Linked DNA regions of Homo sapiens: all the other regions are linked to region 3. A link is an interaction called in ENCODE POLR2A ChIA-PET data of the cell type or tissue named here. Cell type or tissue: GM12878. All regions are shown on one strand. Links, peaks and the distances in the headings refer to the core of each region. The heading gives the core; the rest is flanking DNA. Region 1 overlaps BTAF1 (B-TFIID TATA-box binding protein associated factor 1). Region 2 overlaps CPEB3 (cytoplasmic polyadenylation element binding protein 3). Region 3 overlaps CPEB3 (cytoplasmic polyadenylation element binding protein 3).

Region 1 (10,596 bases), core at 3,371-7,370, 240 kb after region 3:
ACAGTAGTCTGGATAAAGAAAATGTGGTACACATACACCATGGAATACTATGCAGTCTTAAAAAAGAATAAGCTCATGTTCTTTGCAGGAACATGGATGGAGCGGGAGGCCATTATCCTTAGCAAACTAACACAGGAACAGAGAAGTACATATTCTCACCTGTAAGTGGGAGCTAGCTGATGAGAACACAAGGACACAAAGAGAGGAACAAAAGACACTGGGGCCTACTTGAGGGTGGGAAGGAGGGAAAGGATCAGAAAAAATAACTACTGGTTATTAAGCTTTAGTACCTAGGTGGCAAAATAATCTTACAACAAACCCCCGTGACATAAGTTTACCTACATAGCAAACCTGTACATGTACCCATGAACCTAAAATGAAAGTGAAAAAAAAAAAAAAAAAAAAAACAAGCCATAAATCATCCATTGGAGGAGCATTCTCACTACTTCACTGTCTTAACTCTACTTTTCTGATAACACAGGACATTTCATTGGATAGAAATGTCCATCAGAGAAATTCTACTAACTAGCTCAAAGTACCTATCAGCCCCTGCCCTCCACATGACTTTTTTAAAGCACTAAATACAGTGTTTTTAAGAGAAATTTGGAAATTTTAACTGAAATTGCAGAAATCCACAAGTTCTAGGGATAATAAATGTTTAAGTTCTAGACAAAGAGAAAGAGAAAGGGAAGCTGGGAAGAAAAAAGTTCTTATTTTCTCACTGGAGGGAATTAGGGACAATCTTAACAGAATTAGGAAAGCTATAACAGCAATAAGCAAATAATTTGGTGTTACTCTTCCATAATGTCTCTTAATTTCTGATTTTCCCCCCAAAATATTTACCAACTCTGTTCCCCGACCCTCAACCCCAACACTGGCAATCCAAGCAGTTGCCTGTAGGTCCCCAAAAGTCACATCTATAGAGGAAGATTTTCCCCCTATATTTATGACCAATACATGTAATATAAACTGTAGTTGTCTTCTCAGGCTACAAACATCGTTACTCTACTAAATTCTACTTTATAATTATTAAAAACAGCCAGAGAAGGAAAGGATACATGGGTAGAACACAGGATTTTTAGGGCAGTTAAACTATTCTGTGTGATACTGTAATTGTGGATACATGACATCATGTTTGTCAAGCCAATAGAATGTATACTACTGAGGGTGAACCCTAAAGTAAATTATGGACTTTGGTTGATAATAATGTGTCAATGCAGGTTCGCTGATTGTAACAAATTAGTACTAGTCTGGTATGGAATACTGATGGTGGGGGAGGCAGTGTTGAGGATGGGGGATGGGATATATGGAAACTGTACTTTTCCCTTCAATTTTGCTATGAACCTAAACTGCTCTGAAAAATAAAGTCTAGGCAAATAAGCATATGAAAAGATGGCCCACATCGTATGTTGCCAGGAAAATACAAATTAAAACAACGATGAGATACCACTCTATACCTGTTAGCATGGCCAAAATCCAGAACACTGACAACAACAAATGCTGGCCAGGATATGAATCAACAGGAACTCTCACTCATTGCTGGTAGAAATGCAAAATGGGGCAGCTATTTTGGAAGTTTCTCACAAAAATTAAAAATACTCTTACCATCCAGCAATTGTGCTTCTTGATATTACCCAAAGGAGGCAAAAAAGTCCACACAAAAATCTGCACAAGATGTTTATAGCAGCTTTATTCATAACTGCCAAAACTTGGAAGCAGGCAAGATGTCTTCGGTAGGTGAATGGATAAACAAACTGGTACAACTAGACAATGGAGTATTATTCACTAAAAAGAAAATGAACTATCAAGTCATGAAAAGACACAGAGAAATCTTAAATGCATATTACTAAGTGAAAAAAGCCAATCTGAAAAGGCTCCATACTATATGATTCCAACTATATGACATTCTGGAAAAGGCAAAACTATGGAAATGGCGTTTCTTCCTCTGATCTGCCTTCCGGAGACTCAGAATAAGGAGAGTTGATGACAAACAGAAATAAGACTATGGACATTTCACTGTACCTGAAAATGAAGGTTAAACTTCTAACTATCTATACCCCCCTTCCATGTTGCCCTCCACCAAACCAACTTCCTGTCACTTATTTAGTGCCATTCTGCTCTCTCCTGCCTCCAGAGTTACACATACTATTCCCTCCTCTGACTCTTACCCTTATTTTCCCCTGGCTAAATTCCACTTACCCTTCAGGTTTCAGCTTAAACTTCACTTCTAACATGATGCCTTCCCTGTCCATCACCCATCTCATTTAGGATCCAATAGTGTCTTCTACCTCCCATATCAGAGTTACCTCATTAAGTTATTCTTGTTTAATTATTTGTCTTCTCCTGTCTAGTCTCCTATTTTAAGCACTACAGGAGAGCAAAGGCCTTGTCTCTTACCACTATCTAGAAAATTGTTCGAGCCCATAGCAGGCACTTAAATAGTTGTTGAAATCCATCCTGGCCACTGGAAATAATCCAAATTCGTATCGTAAGGAATAGTTGCCAATATGCAAAATTTCCCAAAATTGTGATACTGTAATATAAGAAATTTTTTTTCAGCATTTTGTCCAGGGTCTTAAAAAGAAACGTATTTGATCTTCATCCCCAGCTCCTGGCACAGAGCTCCTAAAACCCAAAGAACTTCCTGAGTGATAGGGATTATTCATAACCATAATCTAGTTTGTGCTAACGAAGTGACTCTTGGGAGGCCCCAAGATAGCTTCAGAAGGGGGCTGGTTGCCAGAGGAACTAACTATGTGATTAGAGGGCTAAAAAATTTCAGACTGCCTCCTGCTCCCCACCTCCAGAGCTAGAGGGGTTGGAGATTAAGTTAATCACCTCACTAATGGCTAATAATTCAATCAATCATGACTACATAATAGAGTCTCCATAAAACACCTACATTTATGGGTTTATGGGTTGGTGAGTGCACAGAGGTGCTGAGGGTGGCATGCCTAAAGAAGACATGGAAGCTCCACGTACCTCATCCCCATACCTTGCCTTGTGCATCTCCTTCCATCTGGCTGTTCCTAAGTTGTGTCCTTTATAGAAAACCGGCAATTGTAATTACCAGTTTAACAGCCTTTCTGAGTTCTGTGAAGCATTCTAACAAGTTATCAAACCTGAGGAGAGGGTCAGGGGAACCCAGTTTACAGATGGTAGGTCAGAAGTACGGAAGGTCCAACACTTGCAACTGCTATCTGTTGTGCGACTGAGCTCTCTAACTTGTGGGAGCTGACACTAATTCCAGGTAGACTGTCAGAACTGAACTGAATTGTATGATACCAAGTTGGCAACCAGGGAGTTGGATAATTGGTTGGTGTAAGGAAAAAACCCACACGTTTGGTGTCAGGAATGTTGTATTGTAAAAATGGCTCAGCCATAGATCCCTAACTGGCAGATTTGGCATCTCAGGTGGGATAAGATCTTGTCTGTACCCTTTTGTTACGGTCCCTCTTTTATCTTCCCACAAAATGGGTACACTCAGAAAAAAGGAGCAATCTGAGCATTACCACAAACACCTGATTCTTGCCTGCAGGCCAATTCATCATTTCTACCAGCATATCAAATGCTCTCAGACTGCAGGGAAGAAGATCAGGAGAGAACCTGTAAGTTGGTGATGAATCACACTGGGTTCTTTCACTAATTTTACTAATTTGCTCTGAAACCCTATTGTGATCCACAGCCAAAGGAAAAGAAAATTTCCATATCAGACAGTTTATAATGCCTTGTTCTATTCATTTCTCCAACCAACATTTATTGAAGGTCAGCTAAATATTTCAACTTTGCTCTCTCCTTTTCATATTTTTATAAAATCTGGCAATACCCAAATATGCTAGCATTCTCTAAGGCCAAAGTCTTAGTTCAGGCTATTCTTTTGGTCTTTGTTTCCTACTTATTTGTGTATGTTAAATTTTCTAACATTCGAAATTATGCTTCAGATTCCAACTCAATCTCATGTATATCTTCATGTAATAACTAAGCTTGCCTTTCAAACAAAAGTTAATGTATTGGTAACTGAAATTTTGGAATGACTCACAAAGTGACTGAGATGCAATGGAATGGAAAAGTTGACCCAGTCAGTAAAGAAGGCAAAATAGGAGATTCATGTCTAGGAGTTTGTCTGGCAACAACAGTTACCAGTTACTAACACTAGTTAATCTGGATATTTCAGTAGTTCACTGATAGATATATATATTAATAGGTGTACTCTAGCACGTACAAACACACTGGCTAAAGAGACAATATAGAAAGGACAAACAAATGGTAAATTCCTTCACTTTGATTACCAAGCTGCTAGTTTAGCAAAAAAAAGTTATACCTTGATTGTAAATCATTATGAAATAAAACTAGTTGTTTTTTGTTTTTGAGACGGAGTTTCACTCTGTCACCTAGGCTGGAGTGCAGTGGTGCAATCTCTCGGCTCATTGCAACCTCTGCCTCCCGGGCTCAAGTGATTCTCCTGTCTCAACCTCCCGAATAGCAGGGATGACAGGCACCCACCACGACTCCTGGCTAATTTTTGTATTTTTAGTAAAGACAGGGTTTCACTGTGTCAGCCAGGCTGGTCTCAAACTCCTGACCTCAAGTGATCTGCCTGCACTGGCCTCCCAAAGTCCTGGGGTTACAGGAGTGAGCCACTGTGCCTGGCCATGGTTTTTCTTAAGAGTACCTACTTCATGCTCCTCAAGATGCCAAGCTTGCCAATTCTTTCACATGTTAACATCACAGAAGAAGGCACACTGATTAAACAATATATTTTCACAAATGCCATGGTATGCCACAGGGAAGTATAAAGGAAATAATGTTTCAGAGACAACTGCATTAACTGTAGTTTTATTTAAGGACATTTTAGAGATGTGCATGCCAGCACACATACTTATAATGGATACCTTTTAAAAATAAGGACATCTCCCTTATAAAATCTACTGATTTTACAAAGCAAAACAAAACCAAAAAATTACTAAAGATAACCAGGATAATTTCAAGGAAACAGAAGCATCAATCTTTACAACGCAGTGACACACTGAGCTATAGCCAAGTCTGACCTTGAAAAATTACTTTAGAATTATTGAGGTATAGCTTGAGAAGTTAGAAACTGAAACCAGGACACAGCTACTAGTAATTCAGGTGAGTTTCCTTTTCTCACTTTGTAGTTAAAATGACTCCATAAGCAGAAGTGGGAAAGCAATTAGACACATAATTATTTTGTCCCCGTATAAAATTTAGTTAAAAGCTGAAAGCCAGAATAAGATCTGAAACTGAAGTGAGCTGCTTATATGAGCTTGGGAAAGTTTCTTTTTTTTTTTTTTTTTTTTGAGACGGAGTCTCGCTCTGTCGCCCAGGCTGGAGTGCAGTGGCGGGATCTCAGCTCACTGCAAGCTCCGCCTCCCGGGTTCACGCCATTCTCCTGCCTCAGCCTCCCAAGTAGCTGGGACTACAGGCGCCCGCCACTACGCCCGGCTAATTTTTTGTATTTTTAGTAGAGACGGGGTTTCACCGTTTTAGCCGGGATGGTCTCGATCTCCTGACCTCGTGATCCGCCCGCCTCGGCCTCCCAAAGTGCTGGGATTACAGGCGTGAGCCACCGCGCCCGGCCGGGAAAGTTTCTTAATCTTTGATTATCAGTTCTCTCATCTGCAAAACAGGAATGGCAGTAGCCACCTCATGTAAACTGCTTAGCACAGTTCCTAGCATAAAGTAAGCCCTCAACAGCTTAGATTATTATTATCACAATTAAATATCATTCCTATACCCCAGAATAAGGAAAGAATGCTCAGAATGGAACTACTAATTATTCTTTTAGTATCTGTACTATTATTTATACTTGTATAGCATTAACATTTTCAAAGCACTTTCATACACATTATCTCACTTGATCCATGTAACTCTGACAGAGGCTAGAGATAATCACCAGAGAGGGTTAGACAAATCTGACAAAGGTCATAAATTAGCAAATGATAGAGCCAAAGTTAGAACTCAGATCCTGTCTATTTAAGGGATCTTTTCATTTTACCATTGAAGGGGTAACAACAGTGATAAAAAGCTCTATTTAACGGCTCTTTACATTATGATTGCTTCCATAAAGGATTGCTGACTAATTAGGAATACTTAACAACACTAAGAAATCAAAGGCAAGGAAGCAGCTCAGAAAAAGGAACACAAATTAAAAGTGAGAGTGGATTTTTATTATCACAATAGGTCAATGATCTTTCATCCAAATTCCCTGGAGCCAGAAGTGTTTTGAAACTCAGAAATTTTTCAAATTTTAGAATAATGAATTGTATACAGTGTATATTATATAATATCTCCAATACAATACCAGTAGCACCTGAATAAAATATATTAATATTTCTGCAGCAAAATGTGTGAATAGGCACATTAAGTGGGATAAAGACTAAACAGTTTCTCTTCAGAATGGTCAGGTTTTGCCACCAAATTAGTAGTTTTATAAATTGACCCAATTCACAATAAGCTTTGGCTTTCAAAGTTGCAGGAAAGGAATCATGGAACTGCACCACAAAGAGTTTGCACACAGCTATAAATTAATCAATAAGTAACTTTCAGGCAATTTGTGGAGAGGAATACAATAACAGATAAAAGCATCAGAGATGGTTTATTCGTACAGCTTTTCAGAAAGCAAATAATGGGATCACAAGATTAACAATAAAAATTAAATGAGTTTTCATTGCATAATGACGACTTTAAACAATGATTTAGATAAAACAAGTTACAGAAGTTGGAAATGCTTTGTCGCACTAGAGATTTGATTTGTCTCATGAGAGAAAAGGTACAGAGAGGAAGAAACGGAGCTAAAATTTAGGAAGGTGAGAGTGGGAGGGAGTGGGGGTAGGGGAGCAGGGAGCAAGGAGCCATGTCCAAAGATACTTTGGTCAAATGAACATGATTACACTTAGGATACAGGAGTGGATTTAGAAAATGTTCTTGACTCCAGAGTATACATTAGGAAATATTAGGGGAAAATGTTGACAAGAGCCAAGTATTAGAAAACCAAGAAAGACAGGAATTTAATTCTAATATAGTGGTAGGCGATTACAAATTACTAACCAGTTTGTGAGTAACTGAGGCTATGGTCCCCCAAATCCTTCTGAAACTTAAATTCTTTCCTTTTAGAAATGCTATGACCATGTAGAAACGAAAATTCCAAACTTTAAGGAGCATACTGGAGAAAGGATGATAATTTTTATGAATACACAGAAGGCAGAAGTAGGTAAATTAGAAGATAGGATTATAACTTAAATTTTTTATGACAAAAACTTGAAACAAGACAAAATTATAAGAAATGTCAATTATGGATGGTGTAAACATAAATGAATGCTGTTTCATACAATTCCCTGCTCTTTTCTCCATTAAAAAAAAAAATCCCAAAATTTAAAAAAAGGAAATAGGTGGTAGTATTAAGAAAAGCTTCCTGAAAGGTTTGGCTTTGGGCTGGGCACGGTGGCTCATGCCTGTAATCCCAGCACTTTGGGAGGCCGAGGCAGGTGGATCACCTGAGGTCAGGAGTTCAAGACTAGCCTGACCAACATGGCGAAACCCTGTCTCTACTAAAAATACAAAAATTAGTCAGGCGTGGTGGCGCATGCCTGTAATCCCAGCTACTCAGGAGGCTGAGGAAGGAAATCGTTTGAACCCGGGAGGCAGCGGTTGCAGGGAGCCAAGATCATGCCGTTGCACTCCAGCCTGGGCAACAAGAGCAAAACTCCATCTCAAAAAAAAAAAAAAAAAAAAGTTTGGCTTTATACCATTATTTGAAAACACAGAATGAAATAGCCAATAAAAATAGTAAAGCATGTATGTGGGGACCAAAATCAGAGACTGCTAAGAATCAGTGATTAGTGCCATAGCCATAGTCTTTGGTGGTGAAGATAATAAACAGCAAGGATCAGGGCAGTGACAAAGCACAAAATCTGGAAGCACCAATATTAAGTTTCACAGACAGCATCTCTTTCAGTAAAGAGATACGCTGAAGATAAAGGCTAAACACAAGTGAAATTTCATGAATGATGCCATTGAAAAGTTATGAAAAATAATAGAAAAAGAAGCTAAAAGCATAATCAACACAAAAGGATACAGGAAACACAATAAACATTAAGACTCCAACAAAAAAGGACCACAAACATGTCAGAATAACTGGAAGAAAAATATGGAAGCAGAATGTTTTAAAAGTCTAAAGGGAACAGACTAGAAAAGCACTTTTGTTCAAAACACATTCTGTATGCTTGTCTAACTTGAAATTGACATATTCAGTAAAACGTCTGTGAAAGTACATATCAAAGATACTAAATATGAATCAAAAAGAAGTGAGGGAATACTAGTTTTTTTAACCACATCACCTAATCTTCCTGATCTTTCAGCTTAGTTTGTCTTTTAATGCTGCTGTCTGACATCTCTCACATACTGGTCTTCTGTTATTTAACTCTTTGTAGAGGTTATTAAACTTACCATGTAATATAATAGTCTTATAGCAACCATACTGTAAACTTTTCCAAGGTAAGAAACATGTAGGATGATATGGTTTGGCTCTGTGTCCCCATCCAAATCTCATCTTGTAGCTCCCATAATTCCCATGTGTTGTTATAGGGACCCAGTGGGAGATAAGTGAATCACGGAGTGGGTCTTTCCTGTGCTGTTCTCATGACAGCGAATAATTCTTACAAGATCTGACAATTTTAAAAACAGGAGTTTCCCTGCACAAGCTCTGTCTTTGCCTGCTGCCATCCACATGGACGTGACTTGCTCCTCCTTGCCTTCCACCATGATTGTGAGGCTTCCCCAACCATGTGGAACTAAGTCCAATTAAACCTCTTTCTTTTGTAAATTGCCCAGTCTCAGGTATGTCTTTATCAGGAGTGTGAAAAAAGGCTAATACACAGGATTTCTTTTTTTTATTTCCCAGGAAACCCAGCACAGAATCTCACACTAATTTACTTAACAAACATTGAGGGCCCATGCTTAAAAGGTGGCTAACATGCCACAAATTACATACAAAGACAATGGCATTCTGGTATAGGAAATGATAAAGAGTCATATTAAATGATAAAGAAATGAAGGCTAGTACCAAAGCCTTCATTTATGAGCCAGCAAGGGCAAATTCAAAAGGAAAAAAAAAAAATCCCTGGACAAGAAAATCAACATCAAAGAACACAGAGATGTTTTCACAACCAGGAAATTTTAAAAGCCAATATCCATAATCATTGAGGGACTAAAAATTGGAAGGCGAATTTTTTTTTTTTTTCTGAGACAGGGTCTTGCTCTGTTATCCAGGCTTGGCAGTGGTGCAATCTCGGCTCACTGCAGCCTCTGCCTCCCAGGTTCAAGCAATTCTTGTGCCTCAGCCTCCCGAGTAGCTACGATTACAGGCAGACACCATCATGCCCAGCTAATTTTGGTATTTTTAGTAGAGACAGGGTTTCACCATGTTGCCCACGTTGGTCTGGAACTCCTGGCCTGAAGTGATCCGCCCGCCTCAGCCTCCCAAAGTGCTGGGATCACAGGCCTGAGCCACCACGCTGGGCCCGACGGGGATTTATAACAATCTTGGGATCTTATTTATAGCAAAAATTTTAGAACAAGGGAGGAGGTATTACAAGACTAACAAAAGTGAGAAATCACAATTGACAGCAGAGAGGAGATAAAAATTAGGCAACAGCAAACCGAAAAAGAACAGTTCAATTACTGCAAACAGTGACTCATGTATCTCAATATTCCCACAGTATGCTATAATAAACAGTATAAAAACTAATAACCAACAAATAATATTGGTGACTGACTCACCAAAAAAAAGTTAGCTTATGTTTAATATACTTTAAAATGATGATCTACTGTGGCAGTCATTTTAATAGCTAACTTTTTTTTTGTGGCAAAAAAAGTATATTTCAGTTATTTGAAAATTTCATTTATACAGAATACCTTATTTTCTAGTAATGTAAAGTTGGTATTACTAATAATAAAGTCACAAGTTAAAAATAGCCTGCAGGTGGCTTGATCACCTAATAAGGAATAAAAGGGCTTTAAAAAACAATATGAAACTGTATCTAAAATATACAAAGAACTCTTAAAATTCAACAATAAGAAAACAACCCAATATTAAAATAGGCAAAAGACTAGCTTGGGTAACCTAGCAAGACCTCATCTCTAACAAAAAAAAAAAAAAAAAATTTTTTTTTTTAATTAGCCAGACATGGTGGTGCGTGCTTGTAGTCTCAGCTACTCAGGAGGCTGAAATGGGAAGATCACTTGAGCCCACGAGTTCAGGATTGCAGTAAGCTATGATCACACCCATGCAACAGTGTGAGACCTTGTCTCAAAAATAAAATAAATAAATAAAAATAGGCAAAAGCTGAACAGACACCTCACCGAAGATGAGAGGTAGATGGCGAATAAACATATGAAAAGATGCTTAACATCATGTATCACTAGGAAACTGCAAATTAAAACAACAATGAAATACTACTACACACTTATAAGAATGGCTAAAACCCAAAACACTGACAAAAAATGCTGGCCAGAATGTAAAGCAATAGGAACCCTCACTCATTGCTGGTAGAAACACAAAATGGTACAGCCACTTGG
Region 2 (10,596 bases), core at 2,320-6,319, 69 kb before region 3:
CAATGTTCATATGTTAGAAACTTAAATTCTGGCTGAGCACGGTGGCTCATGCCTGTAATCCCAGCACTTTGGGATGCCGAGGCGGGCAAATCACTTGAGGTCAGGAGTTCGAGACCAGCCTGGCCAACATGGTGAAACTCCATCTCTACTAAAAATACAAACATTAACCAGGCATGGTGGTGTGTGCCTATAATCCCAGCTACTCGGGAGGCTGAGGCAGGAGAATCACTTGAACCCAGGAGGCGGAGGTTGCAGTGAGCTGAGATTGTGCCGCTACACTCCAGCCTGGGCAACCGAGTGACACTGTGTCTCAAAAAATAAAAATAAGAAAGAAAGAAAGAAAGAAACTTTAATGCAGCAGTCTTGAGAGATGGGATTATTAAGAGGTGATGAGGTTGTGAGGGCTCTGCCCTCATGAATGGATTAATATAGTTATCAAGGGAATGAGTTCATTATCTTGAGAGCAGGTTTGTTATAAAAGTGAGTTTGGTCTTCTCTTGCTCTCTGTCTTGCACTTTCACCATGTGATTCCTTCTGCCATATTATGGTGCAGCAGGAAGGCTCTTACCAGTTTATGCCCCTTGATCTTGGACTTCCCAGCCTCCAGAACTGTGAACCAAGTAAATTTCTTTTCTTTATAAATTACCTATTCTCAGGTGTTCTGTTATAGAAGCATAAAATGGACGAAGACAACTGGTTAAATCGGGAGAATAGTTAAAAAACCTTGAATCTATTAATTCATTTAAAAAATATTGATTGTATGTGACAGGCGCTAAGCTAGGGACTGAAGATACAATGATGAGCAAAAACAAGCACAGTTTTTACCTTGTTTGTGGGGTTTATAGTTTATTATGAGAAGGATTATCACATAAATAAATGTATCAAATTGCAAATGTGGTACATAGTGTTGTGAGAGATTATAACTAGGATTTGACTTAGACCAGGAGGTCATGGAAAGTTTCTCTGAGGTAGTGTCTGTTATACCGAGGCCCCAAGAAAAGCAGGCATTAACTAGATAAAGGGAAGAGGGAAGAACATTCCAGGCCAAAGAACAGCGTGTACAAATGCCTTGTGAAGGAAATGATGAATAGAAGAAACTGAAACAGAAAGGAGATCTTGAGGCAAGAGAAAACCAAAAATATCAGTGAGTGAAAGGCTGTGAAACAAAGAGCTTTGTAGGCCAGTTTAAGGAATTTTGCCCTACCCTAGGAGAGGAGGAAGCTGCTTGTGGGAGGGTTTAGGCGTAAGAAATAGACCCCATTCTGGCCGGGCGTGGTGGCTCATGCATGTAATCCCAGCACTTTGGGAGGCTGAGGCGGGCGGATGACGAGGTCAAGAGATGGAGACCATCCTGGCCAAAATGGTGAAACTCCGTCTCTACTAAAAATACAAAAATTAGCTGGGTGTGGTGGTGTGTGCCTGTAGTCCCAGCTAGTCAAGAGGCTAAGGCAGGAGAATTGCTTGAACCCTGGAGGCGGAGGTTGCAGTGAGCCGAGATTGCACCACTGCACTCCAGCCTGGTGACAGAGTGAGACTCTGTCTCAGGAAAAAAAAAAAAAAGAGACCCCATTCTGGGCCGGGCACAGTGGCTCACACCTGTAATCCCAGCACTTGGGAGGCTGAGGCAGGTGGATCACCTGAGGTCAGGAGTTCGCGACCACCCTGGACAACATGGTGAAACCCCGTCTCTACTAAAAATACAAAAAAATAGCCAGGTGTGGTGGCGAGGACCTGTAATCCCAGCTACTCGGGAGGCTGAGGCAGGAGAATTGCTTGAACTGGGGAGGCAGAGGTTGCAGTGAGCCGAGATTGCACCACTGCACTCCAGCCTGGGCCACAGAGTGAGACCTTGTCTCAAAAAAAAAAAAAAAAAAAAAAGAAAGAAAAAGAAAAAAGAAATAGACCCCATTCTGTAGGAACTGGGAAGTTAACTTGTAGTGGTTCCTAAACCTGCTATGAGTCAGAGAACTGCCCTGGAAATTTTGATCTGTGTGCCCTGCAGTGGTGCCTAATTAGCTGTCTTTTTAACAAGTTCTCTAAGTGATTATTAATGTTAGAGAATCTCTGCAAAGATAACATAGGTTTGAGTCTTAACATTGATACTCAGAAGCTTGGTGATTTGATTTGGGCAGGTTACAGAATCTCTTTTAGTCAGATTCTTCATCTCCAGCGGAAGTGGGGAGAATTATAGATCCTCCCTTTTTGAATTCCTGGGAGGAATAAATGAGAAAATTCATTTAAATTGTTCAGTACAAGGCCAGACATGTGGTTAAGGGCTCTTAATAATTATTACTGAAAGTTCTTCAGTAAAGGTGAGGGTGATTTAGGGGATTTTTATTTTTATTTTTATTTTTGAGAGAGTCTCACTGTCACCCAGGCTGGAGTGCAGTGGTGAAATCATGGCTCACTGTGGCCTTGCCTACCGGGCTCAGGTGATCCTCCCACCTCAGCCTCCTGAGTAGCTAGGACTACAGGCACACGCCACCATGCCCAGATAATATTTTGTATTTTTTGTAGAGACAGGGTTTCGCCATGTTGCCCAAACTGTCCTCAAATTCCTCAGCTGAAGTGATCCACCTGCCTTGGCCTCCCAAAGTTCTGGGATTACAGGCATGAACCACTGTGCCTGGCTGATTTAGGGGATTAATCTTGGAGTGGTATGTATGGTGGGTTGGAAACAGAAATAAGTTAAGCCTCGGCTAGGTCTCAGTAACTTGACCATGGTCTGTAAGCATTTTCAGAAGTTTGCTTTAACATGGCTATTAGTTTTTGATGATCCTTATATAGGTTAAGTAGTTGAAGTAGATAATGTCCCTGTTGCTCTCTAAAGGACATTAAGAGGAGACTTTGGTCCCCAGAATATGTTTTACTGGTTTAACATCTACGGTATTATGTTTTTTTCTTTCTTTTTTTTTTGAGATGGGATCTTGCTCTGTCACCCAGGCTGGAGTACAGTGGTGCAGTCTTGGCTCACTGCAATGTCCATCTCCCTGTTCAAGCAATTCTCCTGCTTCAGCCTCCTGAGTTTGGGATTACAGGCACGCGCCACCACACCTGGCTAATTTTTGTATTTTTAGTAGAGATGGGGTTTTACCATGTTGGTCAGGCTGGTCTCAAACTCCTGACCTAGTGATCCACCTGCCTTGGCCTCCCAAAGTGCTGGGATTACAGGCGTGAGCCACTGCACCTGGCCTACAGTGTTACTTTGATTTGACTTTAGTTTCTTAGTTCTAGAGAGAGGCTTCACTTGCTACTTATAGAGGACTGTTTGAAACCTATCTTCATTTGCTACCCAGAGAATAGAATCTTATCTGCATATATTCACTGTAATGGGGTAGATATTTACAAAATTTCATAAATCAATATCATCTGTCAATTTTGCTTTCTCCTTATAAATATGGTGGGAGACCCATTACTTTTCATTATCCTTGCTTACATTCCTCTCTTTGGCTTATGTATCCCTGGGCCATGCAATGGTCGAGGGCAGAGAAACTTTCTGTAGCTTGTTCCTGAAGTATCAATTTTATAAGAAAATGTATATGTAAAGAATTATTTTGCTTTTTAAACAAGCATGGATTTCATAGAGCAGCAGTTCTCAAAGTATGGCCTTGCAGACCCCAGGGTTCTCTGAGACCCTTTCCACGGAACATGTGAAGTCAAGACTATTTCATAATAGTAGTAAAACATTATTTGCATTTTTCACTGCGTTAGCATTTACACTGATGGCACCGGCAACAGTAGATAAAACTCTGCACCTTAGCACCATTCAAGACATTGGAACCAATAGTAGTAATGATCATAGTTTTCATTACCATGTGCATGCAAAAAGAAAACAAAACAAAACTAGTTTCACTTAATGTCCATGATTAAACAGTAGAAGATACTCATTTTATTAACCTTGACTTTTAGATACACATATTTTTAACAATCTATATGATAAAGTGGGCAGTATGCATACTTCTGTATCCAAAGTATGATAATAGATACAATTAAGATGCAAACTGAACTGGTTGCTTTTTTGTGGCACACTATTTTTACCTGAAAGAGAGACTGACAATCAAAATTCAAAATATTTGTGCTGCGAAGGATACCATCGTAGTGAAACAGCAACCCACAGAAAGGGAGAAAATGTTTAGAAATCCTGTATCTGAAAAGGGACTTATATTTAGAATATATAAAAATTTATTACAACTGAACAATTTTAAAAAGGCCAGCGTGGTGGCTCACGCCTGTAGTCCCTGCACTTTGGGAGGCAAGATGGGAGAATCAGTTGAGGCAAGGAGTTCAAAACCAGCCTGGGCAACATAGAGAGATTGTGTCTCTACCAACCCCTCCTGCACCCCCGCCCAAAAACCAAACCCAAAAAAAGCCCAATTTAAAAACAGACAAAGGACCTAAAAAGACATTTCTTCCCCAAAAAATTATTTGAAGAAATGTCTTTTAAGGTCCTTTGTCCGTCTTTAAATTGGGGAAAAAGAAATTGGAAAAGACATTTCTCCAAAGATAAGCAAATAGTAAGCACATGAAAAGATGCTCACCATCGCCGGGCGTGGTGGTTCATGCCTGTAATCCCAGCACTTTGGGAGGCTGAGGCAGGTGGATCACCTGAGATCAGGAGTTCGAGACCAGTCTGACCAACATGGTGAAACCCTGTCTCTACTAATAATGCAAAAATTAGCCGGGCGTGGTGGCACACACCTGTAATCCCAGCTACTCAGGAGGCTGAGGCAGGAGAATTGCTTGAACCCAGGAGGCGGGGGTTACAGTGAGCTGAAATCCCGCCACTGTACTCCAGCCTGGGCGACGAGAGCAAAACTCCGTCTCCAAAAAAAAAAAAAAAAAAAAAAGAATAGATGCTCACCGTCTATTAGCCTGTATGTATATAGATCAGGGATTTATTTATTTATATTTGTGTTTTTGTTTGTTTGGTTTTTTTTTTTTTTTTTCACTCTCGGCCCACTGAAACCACCGCATCCTCTGCCTCCCAAGTGGCTGGGACTACGGGCATGTACCGCCATGCTTGGCTAATTTATATACTTTTTGTAGAGACGAGGGTTTTGCCACATTGCCCAGGCTGGTCTTGAACTCCTGGGCTCAAGTGTTCTACCTGCCTCAGCCTCCCAAAGTATTGGGATTATAGGCATGAGTCGCTATGCCTGGACAGGAATTTTTAAAACCTGAAATCCCTGGACCCCTTAGGGATCTAGTTTTTTTTCTTTCTCTCTCTCTCTCTTTTTTTTTTTTTTTTTTTTTTTTTGAGATGGAGTTTTGCTCTTGTTGCCCAGGCTGTAGTGCAGTGGCACAATCTCGGTTCACTGCAACCTCTGCCCTGGGTTCAAGTGATTCTCCTGCCTTACCTCCTGAGTAGCTGGGATTATAGGTGTGTGCCATCACACCCAGCTAATTTGTTTTGTATTTCTAATAGAGACCGGGTTTCATCATGTTGGCCAGGCTTGTCTCGAACTCTTGACAACAGGTGATCCACCTGCCTTGGCCTCCCAAAGTGCAGGGATTACAGGTGTGAGCCACCACGCCTGGCCTCTCTCTCTCTGTCTCTTTCTCTCTCTCTTTCTCTCTTTCTTTCTTTTTTGAGACCAGGTCTCACTCTGTCACTCAGGTTGGAGTGCAGTGGCATGATCTTAGCTCATTGCAGTCTCTGTCTCCCAGGTTCAAGTGACTTTCATGCCTCAACCTCCCCAGTTAGCTGGGATTACAGGCACGCGCCACCATGCCCAGCTAATTTTTGTATTTTTAGTAGAGACGGGGTTTCGCCATGTTGTCCAGGCTGGTCTCAAACTCCTGGGTTCAAGAGATCGAGCGATCCACCCATCTTGGCCTCCCTAGTTTTTATTTTTATTGATACCTTTGCCTGTTTTTTTGCTTTTTATTTTTTTTCACTCCTGGCAAGGTTCTTTACCCCAAACTGATTAATAGCTGTTGCTCCTAAAACTTGACTTTAAAAGTTTCCTATTATCCCAAACCTCTGTTGATCTCAAGCCTTTACAGAAATTAGTAGTGGCCCCTGCTCACAATAGCAGATCTTCTGTTGGAAGGAATAAAGATGACAATGAACGTGAAGTATGAAGTGCTATAAATAGACATATGCTGGAGTACTGTGAAGGAAAAATGAAAGTGGATTATCAAGGGGGGACGATATTGCTTTGGAAAAACACAGACTGCAGCCATTGTGAGTTACCCAGAACTCAAACAAATAGGAATATAATTTACTGAAAAATAAGAAAAATCAAGCAACATTTTGGGAACGTGTCAGAAAGCAAGTATTAAACATTTTGGGCCCTGAAGCAAAAGCCAGGGTGTTCACTGATCTGTTATTTCCAATTGCAGCTTGCTTGTAAGAGGAAGAGAAAAAGACCACTCAGGAATAGAAGGGAACTTCCTCAACTTGATAAAGTGCATCTACAAAAAAATCTGTAGCCAACATCTTGCCTGATGGTGAAAGACTGAATGCTTTCCCCCTATGATCAGGAACAAGGCAAGAATATGTCCTCTTACATCCTCTATTCAACGTTGTACTGGAGGTTCTAGCCAGGTCAATTAGTCAAGAAAAAGAAATAAAAGGCAGCCATATTGGAAAGGAAGAAATAAAACTATCTCTATTTGTAGATGAAATGATCTTGTATTTAGAAAATTCCAAGAATAAAAAAAAAAATAATAAAAACACCTGTTAGAACCAATACATGAGGCTGGGCGTGGTGGCTCATGCCTGTAATCCCAGCACTTTGGGAGGCCGAGGCAGGCAGATCACGAGGTCAGGAGATCGAGACCATCCTGGCCAACATGGTGAAATCCTGTCTCTACTAAAAATATAAAAATTAGCTGGGCGTGGTGGTGGGCGCCTGTAATCCCAGCTACTTAGGAGGCTGAGCCAGGAGAATGGCTTGAACCCGGGAGGTGGAGGTTACAGTGAGCCAAGATCATGCCACTGCACTCCAGCCTGGTAACAGAGGAAGACTCTGTCTCAAAAAAAAAAAAAAAAAAGAACCAGTCAATGAGTTCAGCAAAGTTGTAGGATATAAGCTCAATGTGCAAAAAGGTATTGTGTTTATGTAAATTAGCAATGAACAATCCAGATATGAAAGGAAAACAATTTGATTTATAAAGGCATCGCAAAGAATAAAATGTTTAGGAATAAATTTAACAAAAGAAGTATATAACATCTGAAAAGTAAAAGACATTATTGTAAGAAATTAAAGATATAATTAGAAAGAATCTCATGTTCATTAGAAGATTTAACATTTTTAAGATGGCAGTACTCCTCAAACTGATCTACAGATTCAGTGCAATCCCTATCAAAATTCCATCTGACTTCTTTATAGAAAATGACAATCTAATCCTAAAATTTGTATGGAAATTAAGGTGGCCCAGAATAGCCAAAATAATTTTTTTTTTTTTTTTGAGATGGAGCCTTGCTCTGTCGCCCAGGCTGGAGTGCAGTGGCGCAATCTCGGCTCACTGCAACCTCCTCTTCCTGGGTTCAAGCAGTTCTCTGCCTCAGCTTCCGGAGTAACTGGGATTACAGGCACCCGCCACCATGCCCAGCTAATTTTTTTTGTATTTTTAGTAGAGATGGGGTTTCACCATCTTGGCCAGGCTGGTCTTGAACTCCTGACCTCATGATCCACCCACCTTGGCCTCCCAAAGTGCTGGGATTACAGGCATGAGCCACTGCACCCGGCCTTTTTGTTTTTTAAGACAGAGTCTTGCTCTGTCCCCCAGGCTGGAGTACAGTGGCGCGATCTCAACTCACTGCAACCTCCACCTCCCGCGTTCAAGCGATTCTCCTGCCTCAGCCTCCCGAGTAGCTGGGACTACATGCACCTGCCACCATGCCCGGCTGATTTTTGTATTTTTAGTAGAGGTGGGGTTTCACCATGTTGGCCACGCTGGTCTCGAACTCCTGACCTCAAATGATCCACCAACCTTGACCTCCCAACGTGCTCGGATTACGGGCATGAGCCACTGTGCCCAGCCACCAAAAGAATCTTAGAAGAACAAAATTTGAAGACTCACACGTCCTGATTTTAAAACTTACTATTAAGCTACAATAATCAAGACAGTGTGGTGGTGGCATAAGAATAGAATTTAGATCAGTGGAACAGGATGAGGAGTCCAGAAATAAGCCCTTACTTTTATAGTCAATAGATTTTGACAAGGATGCCAAAACAATCTAATGGAGGAAAGAATAGTATTTCTAACAAATAAAGCTGGCACAGCTGGATATCCACTTGTGAAGGAATGGTGTTGCATCCCTACCCACATCAGAAACAAAAATTAATTCAAAATGGATGAAATTCCAAAATGTAAGATCTCACACTATATAACTCTTAGAAGTAAACATAGGCATAAATCTACATGACCAGGGATTAGACTGTGTTTTCTTAGATTAATAACAAAAGCATAAGCAACAAAAGAAAGAATAGATAAATTGGACTTAGTCAAAACTTTTTTTGCTGGAAAGGATAATACTAAGAAGTGGAAAGACATAGAATGGGAACAAATGTTTGGAAATCATATCTGAACGGGAATATATAAAAAAATCTCTTCAACTCAATAATATAAAGATAATTAAAGGATCTGAATGGATATATCTCCAAAGAAGGTATATAAATGGCCAATAAGCATGTGAAAAGATGCTCACCATCATTAATCAGAGAAATGTAAATCAAAACCAAAATGAGATACCACTTCACTCTCACCAGGATGACTAGCCATCATAGGATAGCTAATAACAAGAATTGGCAAGAATGTGAAGAAATTGGAACCCTCATGTACTATTAGTGGGAGGTTAAAATGGTGCAGTTGCTTTGGAAAACAGTCTGGCATTTTCTCAAAATGTTAAACATAGAGTTACCATATAGCCCAGCAATTCTATTTACAGCTATATACCCGAGAAATGAAAACATATGCCTACACAAACACTTGTACATGAATGTTTTTACTTTTTCTTGTTATTTTACAAGAAAACCAAAGAAGTCACATGAATGTTAATAGCAGCAGTATGGGCCAGGCATGGTGGCTCACGCCTGTAATTCCAGCACTTTGGGAGGCCAAGGCAGGTGGATCACTTGAGGTCAGGAGTTCAAGACCAGCCTGGCCAACATGGCGAAACCTCATCTCTACTAAAAATATAAAAATTAGCCAGGCATGGTGGCAGGTGCCTGTAATCCCAGCTACTCAGGAGGCTGAGGCAGGAGAATAGCTTGAAACTGGGAGGTGGAGGTTGCAGTGACCCGAGATCGTGCCATTGCACTCCAACCTGGGCAACAAGAGCAAAACTCCATCTCAAAAAAAAAAAAAAAAAAGAAAAGAAAAAAAAGCAGCATTATTCATAATAGCCAAAAGTGGAAACAACCCAATTGTCCATCAACTGATGAATGGATAAAATGTGGAATGTCCATACAACGGAATATTTGATAATGAAAAAGAATGAAATGCCGGGCGTGGTGGCTCACACCTGTAATCCCAGCACTTTGGGAGGTCGAGGCGGGTGGATCACGAGGTCAGGAGATTGAGACCATCCTGGCTAACACAGTGAAACCCCATCTCTACTAAAAATACAAAAAATTAGGCAGGCATGGTGGCGGGTGCCAGTAGTCCCAGCTACTTGGGAGGCTGAGGCAGGAGAATGGCGTGAACCCAGGAGGCGGAGCTTGCAGTGAGCCAAGATCGCGACACTGCACCCCAGCCTGGGTGACAGAGCAAGACTTCGTCTCAAAAAAAAAAAAAAAAAAAAAGAAAAGAATGAAGTACTGATACATGCTATAACATGGATGAACCTTGAAAACATTTTGCTATGTGACAGGAGCTGGTCACAAAATATCACATATTCTATAATTCCTAGGCATATCTACAAAGAAAGTAGATTAATGATTGCTTAGGGCTGGAGAAGTTGGAGATTTGGAGTTGACAACTAAGTTGTGTTGGGGTTTCTTTTTGGGTTGATGAAAATGGTCTAAAATTGATTATAGTGATTGTTGCACAACTCTGAATATACTAAAAGCCACTGAATTGTACACTTTAAGTGAGTGAATTATAGCTCCATAAAGCTGTTATTTAATAATAACACCAGATGCAACCTTAAAATCTGTTAGTAGACTTACTACTCAATAATTTATGACATACCCATATAACATGAGCTAGTAAACAAATGAGATATTTCTGTATAGGCCAGTAATGAAAAGTTGCCCAGAATGTAGTATCCATCATTTAGGATTTTTTGTTTCACAGAAATCAAGTCTAGCTAATTGAGTCCTGACTTGGGGTTGTTTGGTAATGTCTGGAGACATTTCGATTGTTACACTGAGGGATGTTACAGGCGTCTGATGGGTAGAGACCAAGGATACTGCTAAACATGCTATAGTGCACAGGAGAGCCACTCACAACAAAGAGTTATGTAGCCTAAAATATCAGTAATGCTGAGGTTGAGAAACCCAGAGCTAACTTAAGCAAAAAGGAAATTCATTGGAAGGACATGGGTGAGCTCACAGGATTGAAGGTAAGGCATGAGAATCAACCTGGGAACAGTCAAGTAGTGGCTGTCCCAGAGAATTGTGGTAGCAGGAACATTCCATGCTC
Region 3 (10,596 bases), core at 3,509-7,508:
GGCTCTCAAGTTGGGAATTTTATTCTGTGCATATATATATGTGTGTGTGTGTGTGTGTGTGTGTATATATATATATAATTTTTTTTTTTTTTTTTTTTTTTTTTTTGAGGCAGAGTCTCGCTGTGTCGCCAGGCTGGAGTGCAGTGGCATGATCTTGGCTGACCGTAACCTCCGCCTCCCAGGTTCAAGTGATTCTCTTGCCTCAGCCTCCCGAATAGCTCGGACTACAGGCGCATACCACTATGCCCAGCCAATTTTTTTTTTTTTTTTTTTAGTCTTAGCATTTACTTTCTCCACCCTACATTCTTGGAACAGCCTTTAGTTCTACAGGAAATGGCACTGATGGACAGAAGACTAGCATTACCTTCATGAAAGGGCTGTTAGAGCTGCCTGGTAAGAAGGCGTGCCTTGGGGAACTGGGAAGATGCCGTCAGTGTGGGTGGGCAGGAGGACAGCCAGTCGTCCTGCCGTCAGCCCAGTAGCTTCCAGCGGCAGGTGCCCAGGTGCTACCGGAGCTCCTCATAGGGGTAGGGGCAGGGACTGCACCTCCTCCAGGCACTCGTCGTAAGCCTCCTGGTACTCCTCGTGGGGCTTGACCATTATCACACAGGTGGGGCGCTTGGAGCCTGTGGCTGCACCCAGGTCCGTCTTAGAGGGGATATAGACATAGGGCAGATTTCGGTCCTCACACCTAACTGGGAGATGGCAGTATACCTCAATGGGCAGTGTGTCTCCTGCCAAAACCATGATCCCTTTTTCTCCTTTGTTGACAAATTTCTGAACCTCTTTCACCCCGCGCCGAATCTGCTTCTGCTTCACCGCTTTCTTAATGCATTTGTAGAGCTTCCGCTTGAGGCGGCGAGAAGCCAGGAGCTGCGCGATGGGGTTCTGGTTGACCAGCAGCTCCTGGTAGGTGCGCTCCCCGGAACACACCTCCGCCTGAGCCTCGGGCCCTTCGGGATCTGCCTTTATTTTGGTCATCGCAGCGGCCGCTGAAACCTAGTCCCAGGGAGGCTGCCCAGCCAAATTTTATGTTTTTAGTAGAGATGGGGTTTCACCATGTTGGCCAGTATGATCTTGATCTCTTGACCTTGTGATCCGTGCTCCTCGGCCTCCCAAAGTGCTGGGATTACAGGCGTGAGCCACTGCACCCAGCCATCAAAATATATATATATTTAAATGATTTTAATTCTGATGTTCTAGTTCAGGTTTCATAGGATTTAGAGAGTATCTGATATCTTCGCTTATTAAAAAAAAAAAAAATGAGCTGGGCGCGGTGGCTCAGGCCTGTAATCCCAACACTTTGGGAGGCCGAGGCAGGTGGATCATGAGGTCAGGAGATGGAGACCATCCTGGCCAACATGGTGAAACCCTGTCTCTGCTAAAAATACAAAAATTAGCTGCATGTGGTGGCACGCACCTGTAGTTCCAGCCTACTCGGGAGGCTGAGGCAAGAGAATCGCTTGAACCTGGGAGGTGGAAGTTGCAGTGAGCCGAGATCGTGCCACTGCACTCCAGCCTGGTGACAGAGTGAGACTTGTTCTCAAAAAAAAGAAAAAAAAAAAAAAAAAAAGCCAGGCGCCATGGCTCATGCCTGTAATTCCAGCACTTTGGGAGACCGAGGCAGACAGATCATGAGGTCAGGAGTTTGAGACCAGCCTGGCCAACACAGTGAAACCCCATCTCTACTAAAAATACAGATAATTAGCTGGGCGTAGTGGTGGGCGCCTGTAATCCCAGCTACTCAGGAGGCAGAGGCAGGAAAATCGCTTGAACCCGGGAGGTGGAGGTTGCAGTGAGTCAAGATCACACCACTGCACTGCAGCCTGGTGACAGAGTGAGACTCCGTCTAAAAAAAAAAAGCCAGGTGCAGTGACTCATGCCTGTAATCCCAGCACTTTGGGAGGCTGTGGTGGGCGGATCAGGAGATCAGGAGTTCAAGACCAGCCTGGCCAACATGGTGAAACCCCATCTCTACTAAAAATGCGAAAAATTAGCTGGGTGTAGTGGTGGGCGCCTGTAATCCCAGCTACTTAGGAGGCAGAGGCAGGAGAATCGATTGAACCCAGGAGGTTGAAGTTGCAGTGAGCTGAGATTGCACTACTGCACTCTAGCCCGGGCAACAGAGTGAGACTCCGTCTCAAAAAAAAAAAAAAAAAAATCTTGGCTTGGCACTGTGGCTCACGTCTGTGATGCCAGCACTTTGGGTGGCCAAGGTGGGTGGATCACTTGAGGTCAGGAGTTTGAGACTAGCCTGGCCAACATGGCAAAACCCCGCCTCCACTAAAAATACAAAAATTAGCCAGATATGGTGGCATATGCCTGTAATTCCAGCTACTTGGGAGGCTGAGGCATGCGAATCACTTGAACCCAGGAAGCAGAGGCTGCAGTGAGCCAAGATTGCACCACTGCACTCCAGCTGGGTGACAGAGTGAGACTCTGTCTCAAAAAAAAGAAATAACAAAAAACTTTTACTGATGTTAGGAATGCTGGGAAAGTTGAAAAAAAAATTGTTAAAATAAATTTGAGCCAGGCATAGTGGCTCATGCATGTAATCCCAGCACTTTGAGAGGCCGAGGTGGGCGGATCACGTGAGGTCAGGAGTTTGAGACCAGCCTGGCCAATATGGTGAAACCTCATCTCTAGTAAAAATACAAAAAAAATTAGCCAGATGTCGTGGTGCATGCCTGTAATCCCAGCTACTTGGGGGACTGAGGCAGGAGAATCGCTTGAACCTGGGAGGCGGAGGTTACAGTGAGTTGAGATCACGCCACTGCACTCCAGCCTGCGGGACAGAGTGAGACTTCATCTTAAAAAAAAAAAATTGAGTGGTATCTTAGTTCATTTGTGTTGCTGTAACAAAAATACCACAGTTTGGGTAATTACAAAGAACAGAAATTTATTTCCTCACAGTTCTGGAGGCTGGGAAGTCCAAGATCAAAGTTGCCAGTGGGTTTGATGTCTGGTGAGGGCTCCTCTCTGCTTCCAAGATAGTGCCTTGTTGGTGCATTCTCCAAAGAGCATGCTGAGTCTTCACATGACAGAGGGATGGAAAGTCAAAAAGGGTCTAAGCTGGTTCCCTCTAACCCTTTTATAAGGCACTAATCCATGCATGAGGGTGGAGCCCTCATGACTTAATCACTTCCCAAAAGGCCCCCCACCTCTTAATATCACCACAATGGAGATTAAGTTCAAGTCATGAATTTTGGGGGACATTCAGTCCATAGCAGGTGGGATGGGTGACTATTTGGTGGAAAATGAAAATGGTTGTGTGTTACTTGAGATTAATATGTGTGCAATGGTAAAAAGTTGAAAGTTGAGTCATATGTATGGTTTTCTGTTTGGTGATTTTGGGGATAAATTTGGCTTTTTAGAAGTATGGCTTATATTTCTGTAATTCTGGAGTTTAAATGTGACCATGAATTGCAGTCAAAATGGCAGGGTATAATTCACTTTGTGCTGGGGAGATTTGGTGGACTTCAACTAATTTGCCATATTATAATTAGCTCTAGACTAGGAGATTTACCCTAGTTGTTGGGCTTTAACATAGTGTTCTACTGAGTCCTGAGACTGTTGGAAAAAGTAGTGGAGATGGCCATGTTTGTTTTGTGTTTCATTTAAAATCTGCTTTAAAGACCCAGTCAGGAGTTAAGTGTCAAATCATAAAAATAGTAAGGTTCTACAAAGTCTAAAAATTTAGGACATGTTTATAGCCTGTTCTTAAGATTCCAGCTTCAATGAAATTGATATATTATGCCTGTTGTTTCTACATTAATCTTATGTTCTCCTACTCTACCATTCCAGGAACCGAAATAAGGTAGATTGCTACAAGTATGGATTTTAATTTTGGTAATTTAAATCATTAGACAGAACAACTTATTTATAAATTACCCTTTTCAAACCGATCATCATTGTTTCTGTTTGTTAAACTTAATGAATCTCCAACACAACTTATTTCACTTTACAATTCTTATTCATTGACTTTTGTTAAAGCCCCATGTAAACACCACTAGGGAAATCTGTTAATTATATGAAACTGAGTTTCCTAAACTTGCTGAGCAAGCACTACCTTGACAGAGCCTCAGGAGTATCTTAGAAGAAGGAGTGTCTTAGGATGGGAGAAGTTAGGGTACTTAATAAGGTTTTGGGGCCTGGGGTTACTCATAATGTGGTTTTAGGGCAGAAGTAAACAAGATTTGGGTGGGGATTGGTAAAATGTATAAACTGGCCTAGTTGCTGAAACTTCGGAATGCAGGAATTTAAGCAGAGTTACCATGAACTCTGTCTATAGCAGTGCTGTCCAAAGAAATAGACTGCAAGCTACATAGATCATTTTAAATTTTCTAGTGGCACATTTGAAAAGTAAAAAGAAACACTTGAAATTTTTTAAATTTTATTTATTTTTTGTAGAGATGGGGTCTTGCTATGTTGCCCAGGCTGGTCTGGAACTTCTGGCTTTAAGTGATCATCTCACCTTGGCCTCCCAAAGTGCTGGGATTATAGGTGTGAGCCACCATGCTTGGCTGAAATTAATTTTACTAATATATTTTATTTAACCTCTATATGTGAAATGTTATTTCAACACATGATCAATACAAAAATTATTAATGAGATGTTTTACTTTTTTTTGTACTAAGTCTTTGAAATCCGGTGGGTACTTTACAAATACAGCACATCTCAGTTTATTCTAGCGACATTTCAAGTGCTCAATAGCCACATGTGGTTAGTGGCTACTATATTGGACAATGAGGATATATTGTTTTAGGCTGGGCAAAGTGGCTCACACCTGTAATCCCAGCACTTTGGGAGACCGAGGTGAGTGGATCACCTGAGGTCAGGAGTTTGAGACCAGCCTGGCCAACATGGTGAAACCCCATCTCTATTAAAAACACAAAAATTAGCTGGGCAGTGGTGAGTGCCTGTAATCCCAGCTACTTGGGAGGCTGAGGCAGGAGAATTGGTTGAACCTGGGAAGTGGAGGTTGCAGTGAGCTGAAGTTGCACCACTGTACAACTGTCTTGTTGTACACTGTCTTGTTGTACCACTGTCTTGTTGCCTGGGCAACAAGAGTGAAACTCCATCTCAAAAAAAAAAAAAAAAAAGAATTTATTGTCTTAAAACATATATGTTGGAGCTGGGCACGGTGGCTCCTGCCTATAATCCTGGCACTTTGGGAGGCCAAGGTGAGCACATCACTTGAGGTCAGGAGTTCAAAACCAGCCTGGCCAACATAGTGAAACCCCGTCTCTACTAAAAGTACAAAAAATAAAAATAAAAAATTAACCAGGAGTGGTGGCGGGTGCCTGTAATCCCAGCTTCTTGGAAGGCTGAGGCAGGAGAATTGCTTGAACCCTGGAGGTGGAGGTTGCAGTGAGTCGAGATGGCACCACTGCACTCCAGCCTGGGCAACAAAGTGAAACTCCGTCTCAAAAAAAGAAAAAGATATATGATCTTAGAACATATATGTTTGAGCTGGGCGCAGTGGCTCATGCCCATAATTCTAGCACTTTGGGAGGCTGAGGTGGGCGGATCACTTGAGGTCAGGAGTTCAAAACCAGCCTAGCCAACATAGTGAAACCCGGTCTCTACTAAAAATACACACAAAAAAATTAACCTGGTGTGGTGGCGGGCTCCTGTAATCCCAGCTACTTGGGAGGCTGAGGCAGGAGAATTGCTTGAACCTGAGAGGCAGAGGTTGCAGTGAGCCAAGATCGCGCCACTGCACGCCAGCCTGGGCAACAGAGCGAGACTCTGTCTCAAAAAAAAAAAAAAAAAATTATGATATATGTTTGAATGAGCTGTTGTTTAAAACAATTTGAGCTTAGATAGTTTGTGTTCCGTGTCATGATTTGGCACAGTTTATCTGTTCTGAGTCATAGTTTCTGTTTCTATGTGGTTTCTGTTTCATTTCTCACTTTCATGCATAAATCTGTGATCTTCCATTAGCATGCCATTATTAATACACATATACAGAGATATAATCTATAATTTACAAAGACAATGTAAGAGTTTTCTTGGATACTTGATAAATTATCTACCAGACTAAGCCTTCACTTCCAGTAGGTATTGTTTCATCAAATTTTCTAAACAAAAATTGTCTAAAAGTGGCTGAATGCTTATATTGTTCCACCAGTTTTTATTTTATGTGGTGCTTTCTTTATAGCTGACAAAAGCATTTTACATATATTCTCACTTATAAGATATTTCATGGTATTTTCTTTGAGCTTTCATGTTTATAGCTTTTATTTATTGATTTATTTTTTGAGATGGAGTCTCACTCTGTTGCCCAGGCTGGAGTGCAGTGATGTGATCTCAGCTCACTGCAACCTCTGCCTGTATTTATATATGTACCAGGCTCAAGCGATTCTCCTGCCTCAGCCTCCTGAGTAGTGGGATTACAGGCATGTGCCACCACGCCTGGCTAATTTTTGTATTTTTATACAGACTGGGTTTCATCATCTTGGCCAGGCTGGTCTCGAACTCCTGACCTCAAGTAATCCGCCCGCCTTGGCCTCCCAAAGTGCTGGGATTACAGGCATGAGCCACCACGCCTGGCCATATTTATAGCTTTAAATGAAATTGTTTTTATTTAGTATAGATGTTATCAACACAATTATAACATTATTCAAATGAAGAGTAGTTGTTAAAGTCATCATATATCCATTGGAATTGAATTATACCCTCAGTTTTTCCAAGAGACTACAGATTGTTCAATAGTTTATGTATTACCCCTTAAAGTGTGTATGTGTGCGTGTATGTTTATATTTTTCTTCCTTTCTTTTGGTTTCCAGCAACTTTCCTATCCTGCATTATTTCAAAATAATTGCTATTAATTTTTTATACACATTCAGTTCCACTTAGTTGAATGGAATATATTTGCCACTTTCCTTTTTCACAGTTTCATAGTTTGCTGCCTGTAAATCATGCCTGATTTTACTTTGGTTCATTATTACTCCTTCATGAAGACAGAATTGAGGTCCCTTCTGCTTCCATACCATAGTTGATGACCACCTTCATTTGTATCTTTATAGCATCCAGGTGAGGTAGGCATTATTGTTATCCACATTTCTCAAATGAGGAAACTCATACACAGGGAGATTAAATAACTTATTCAATTCTATTGAAATTTGAGTGCTTACAGTGTGCTGTGATTTAAATCTTTTTATTTTTATCTAACTGCAGAGCGGCAGAGCATTATAATTCTGGCTACTACAGGTCATCCCAATGAAAGACTGATTATTTTGGGTATATAATTATATAAATAGTGAGTTCTGTCTGCTTTTTCCTTTTCATTTCTTCTTGGCTTCTCTCTCCTTTTTCCTTCCTGAAATTGTTCCTTGAAATTCCACTTTTTTTTTTTTTTTTTTTTTTGAGACAGAGCCTAGCTCTGTCGCCCAGGCTGGAATGCAGTGGCAAGATCTCAGCTTGGCTCACTGCAGCCTCCGCCTCTCGGGTACAAGTGATTCTCCTGCCTCAGCCTCCTGAGTAGCTGGGATTACAGGCGCCTGCTACCACGCCCAGCTAATTTTTGTATTTTTAGTTGAGATGGGGTTTCACTGTGTTGGCCAGGCTGGTTTTGAACTCCTCATATTGTGATCTGCCTGTCTGCCTCCCAAAGTGCTGGGATTACAAGCGTGAGCTGCTGAAATTCCACTTTTGAGTCCTTGCATTTGGAATATTGTATATACCTGATAGTCTCATTGAAGGAAGATAATCATACTACCAGTCTTCTTGCTTATTGTTTCGGCCTCTAAAAAGTCTTTTTTGTTTGTTTTTTTGTTTTTTGACACAGAGTTTCTGTCTCTTGTTGCCCAGGCTGGAGTGCAATGGCACGATCTTGGCTCACTGCAACCTCTCCCTCCTGGGTTCAAGCGATTCTCATGCCTCAGCCTCCCAAGTAGGTGGGATTACAGGCATGTGCCACCACGCCCAGCTAATTTTTGTATTTTTGGTAGAAATGGAGTTTCACCATGTTGGCCAGGCTGGTCTCAAATTCCTGACCTCAGGTGATCTGCCTGCATCGGCCTCCCAGAATGCTGGGATTATAGGCGTGAGCCATTGTGCCTGGCCTAATATGCAGTAAATTAAGACGGTTCAGTCAGAATTTCCAAAATGTCTACATCACAGAATTTTTTTTTAAATAACAGCTTTATTACTGTCAAACGTTAGTGCTAACAAAATTTTTCCAAGTATGCTCAGGGCTGTTTCACTCTTTCTTCACTTGTTCAACATGTTTACTGGGAACTTTAATATGCCAAGAATTAAAGATAAAAAGATTAAGTGAGGCATAGTCTCTGACTACAAGAAGCTAGTGATCTACTTAATAGATGATGATTATATAATGAGGTAAATGCAATGACAGAGCCATATGCTAGGAATTATGGGAGGACAAACAAAGGAGGAGTCAAAAAAAGCTCTCAGGCTGGCAGTGGCTCCTGCCCTGTAATCTCAGCACTTTAGAAGGCTGAGGCTGGTGAATCATTTGGGGTCAGGAGTTCGAGACCAGCCTGGCCAACGTGGTGAAACCCCGTCTCTACTGAAAATACAAAAAATTAGCCAGGCATGATGGTGTGCACCTGTGGTCTCAGCTACTTGGGAGGCTGAGGCATGAGAATGGCTTGAACCTGGGAGGTGAAGGTTACAGTGAGCTCAGATCCCCCAACTGCACTCCAGCCTGGGCAACAGAGTGAGACTCTGCCTTAAAAAAAAAAAAGAAAGAAAAAAAAAAAGGGCTTTCAGAAAAGGGAGGCCAGACACATTGCCCAACTTCCTTAAAATTTGGAAAGACCCAAGAAGAGATTCCTCAAAGGACACACAGGCTATAGGGCTGCAAATAGCTAAGATTTATTTGTAAATAGCAAGTTTCTTCTACATAAATACTTATCAGATTCTTGAAAACTATTAACATTAAGGATGTAGCTTGGTAAACCCTTTCTCCAGGACAGCATCTGGTTAATTTGTGTATGAATATGCAGAAGTTCAAAATGGCATTCTACCACAAAGGAGTCTGACTTTAAAGACTTGTAAAATGTGTAGCCTTGAATCTTTACCCTGGTATTCAACTTGGGGGATTTGTAGGGAAATATTACCATTATCTGTTGAGCTAGACAAGCAAATATTCACTTTCTAGCATACTCAGGCTACAAAATAATCTAATTTCTTCCTATTACCATTTATTTATAGAATACTTATACAGCTCATAAAGCATTTTTCCCACATATTTTTGCTCATCAGAACCTCACCAAGGTGTTCTTTTGAGCCTTGCTTAGGATACCCTATCCTACTTCAACATATCCCAGGTCCTTTCTCCTCTTGTTAAGCCAACAACAGGACTATCAAATATTTTTGGAAGTAAATAATAGCAGAACATTAATGACCAATATTGGCTATGTGCCCAGTACTGTTTTAAGCACTTAACATGTTTTTTTGTTGTTGTTTGTTTTGAGACAGAGTCTCGCTCTATCGCTCAGGCTGGAGTGTAGTGGTGTGATCTCGGCTGACTTCAACCTCTGCCTCCTGGGTTCAAGCAATTCTCCTGCCTCAGCCTTGTGAGTAGCTGGGACTACAGGCATGTGCCACCACACCCAGCTAATGTTTGTATTTTTAGTAGAGATGGAGTTTCACCATGTTGGCCAGAGTGGTCTGGATCTCTTGACCTCGTGACCTGCCAGCCTCGGCCTCCCAAAGTGCTGGTATTACAGGCGTGAGCCACTGTGCCTGGCTGCGTGGTGATTAAACATAGATTAACATGTTTTATCTCATTTCTTCCTCGCAAAAGCCTATAAAAGTAAATACGATTATTATCCCATTTACAAATGAGAAAACTGAGGCACAAAGATATCACATACAAAGTGTCTGAGTCAAAATTAAAGTGCAGGCAATTCAGAGCCTTAAAACCATTCTGTCTTTCTGTCTCCAGGTTGAGAATTATTCCTAGTTAGCAATTCTCATTTCTCCTATTGTCTTACCATTATCTTATCTTTCTACTCAGCCTAGTATGTGGTGTGTGTATGTACATGAAAGAAAAATGGGCTGGGTATGGTGGTGCATGCCTGTAATTCCAGCACTTTGGGAGGCCGATGGGGGCAGATTGCTTGAGCCCAGGAGATTTAGACCAGCCTGAGCAACATGGCAAAACCCTGTCTCTACAAAAAATACCAAAATTAGCAGGGCATGGTGGCATATGCCTGTGGTCCCAGCTACTCAGGAGGCTGAGGTAGGAGGATCACTTGAGCCTGGAAGGTCCAGACTATTAGCCAAGATCGTGCCACTGTACTCCAGCCTGGGTGACAGAGTGAGACCCTGTCTCAAAACAAAAAAAAAGGAAAAAAGAAGTGTACCTTCTCATATTGTTTCTTATTCATTAAGCTGAATTCCACAATAACAAAGGAAAGCAAAAACATGAATAATTCCAAAGCACTTTTTTAGTCTATAATTTTAAATAACTCTCCCAGACCTATTAAAGGACTCAAAAAATCTGTTTTACTTCAGTTTGTTTCCATATTTTGGGGAAACGGTTTACTTAAGTGAAAAACTTGAATAATTTGCCTAGAAAAGTAATTAAAGTATGACCTTTAAGTATAGCTATCTGAAGGT

The links. ChIA-PET counts read pairs that join two places held together with the same protein. Peaks named below come from ENCODE experiments on the same cell type or tissue, not always from the same donor. Only the 100,000 strongest peaks of a DNase experiment are listed, where the experiment ranks them.
Region 1: POLR2A ChIA-PET joins it to region 3 with 6 read pairs; 2 of 35 experiments call an interaction of 5 or more read pairs at or near these places.
Region 2: POLR2A ChIA-PET joins it to region 3 with 5 read pairs; 16 of 35 experiments call an interaction of 5 or more read pairs at or near these places.

The regions. Positions count from the first base shown.
Region 1 is chr10:91,968,626-91,979,221 of GRCh38, reverse strand. All of the region lies in intron 14 of BTAF1 (B-TFIID TATA-box binding protein associated factor 1), which reads right to left. Among named protein-coding and RNA genes, the nearest start is that of BTAF1, 50 kb to the right of the region's middle. In GM12878, for the core only: no CTCF peak of the experiment used is centred there; DNase peaks (open chromatin) are centred at 4,071 and 5,181; H3K4me3 peaks cover 264 bases; H3K27ac peaks cover 1,077 bases.
Region 2 is chr10:92,275,005-92,285,600 of GRCh38, reverse strand. The region is part of intron 1 of CPEB3 (cytoplasmic polyadenylation element binding protein 3); the gene reads left to right. Among named protein-coding and RNA genes, the nearest start is that of CPEB3, 11 kb to the left of the region's middle. In GM12878, for the core only: no CTCF peak of the experiment used is centred there; no DNase peak of the experiment used is centred there.
Region 3 is chr10:92,206,717-92,217,312 of GRCh38, reverse strand. The region is part of intron 2 of CPEB3 (cytoplasmic polyadenylation element binding protein 3); the gene reads left to right. It also overlaps the pseudogene NHP2P1. Among named protein-coding and RNA genes, the nearest start is that of CPEB3, 79 kb to the left of the region's middle. RefSeq lists an enhancer at 5,812-5,981. In GM12878, for the core only: no CTCF peak of the experiment used is centred there; a DNase peak (open chromatin) is centred at 5,892; H3K27ac peaks cover 1,451 bases.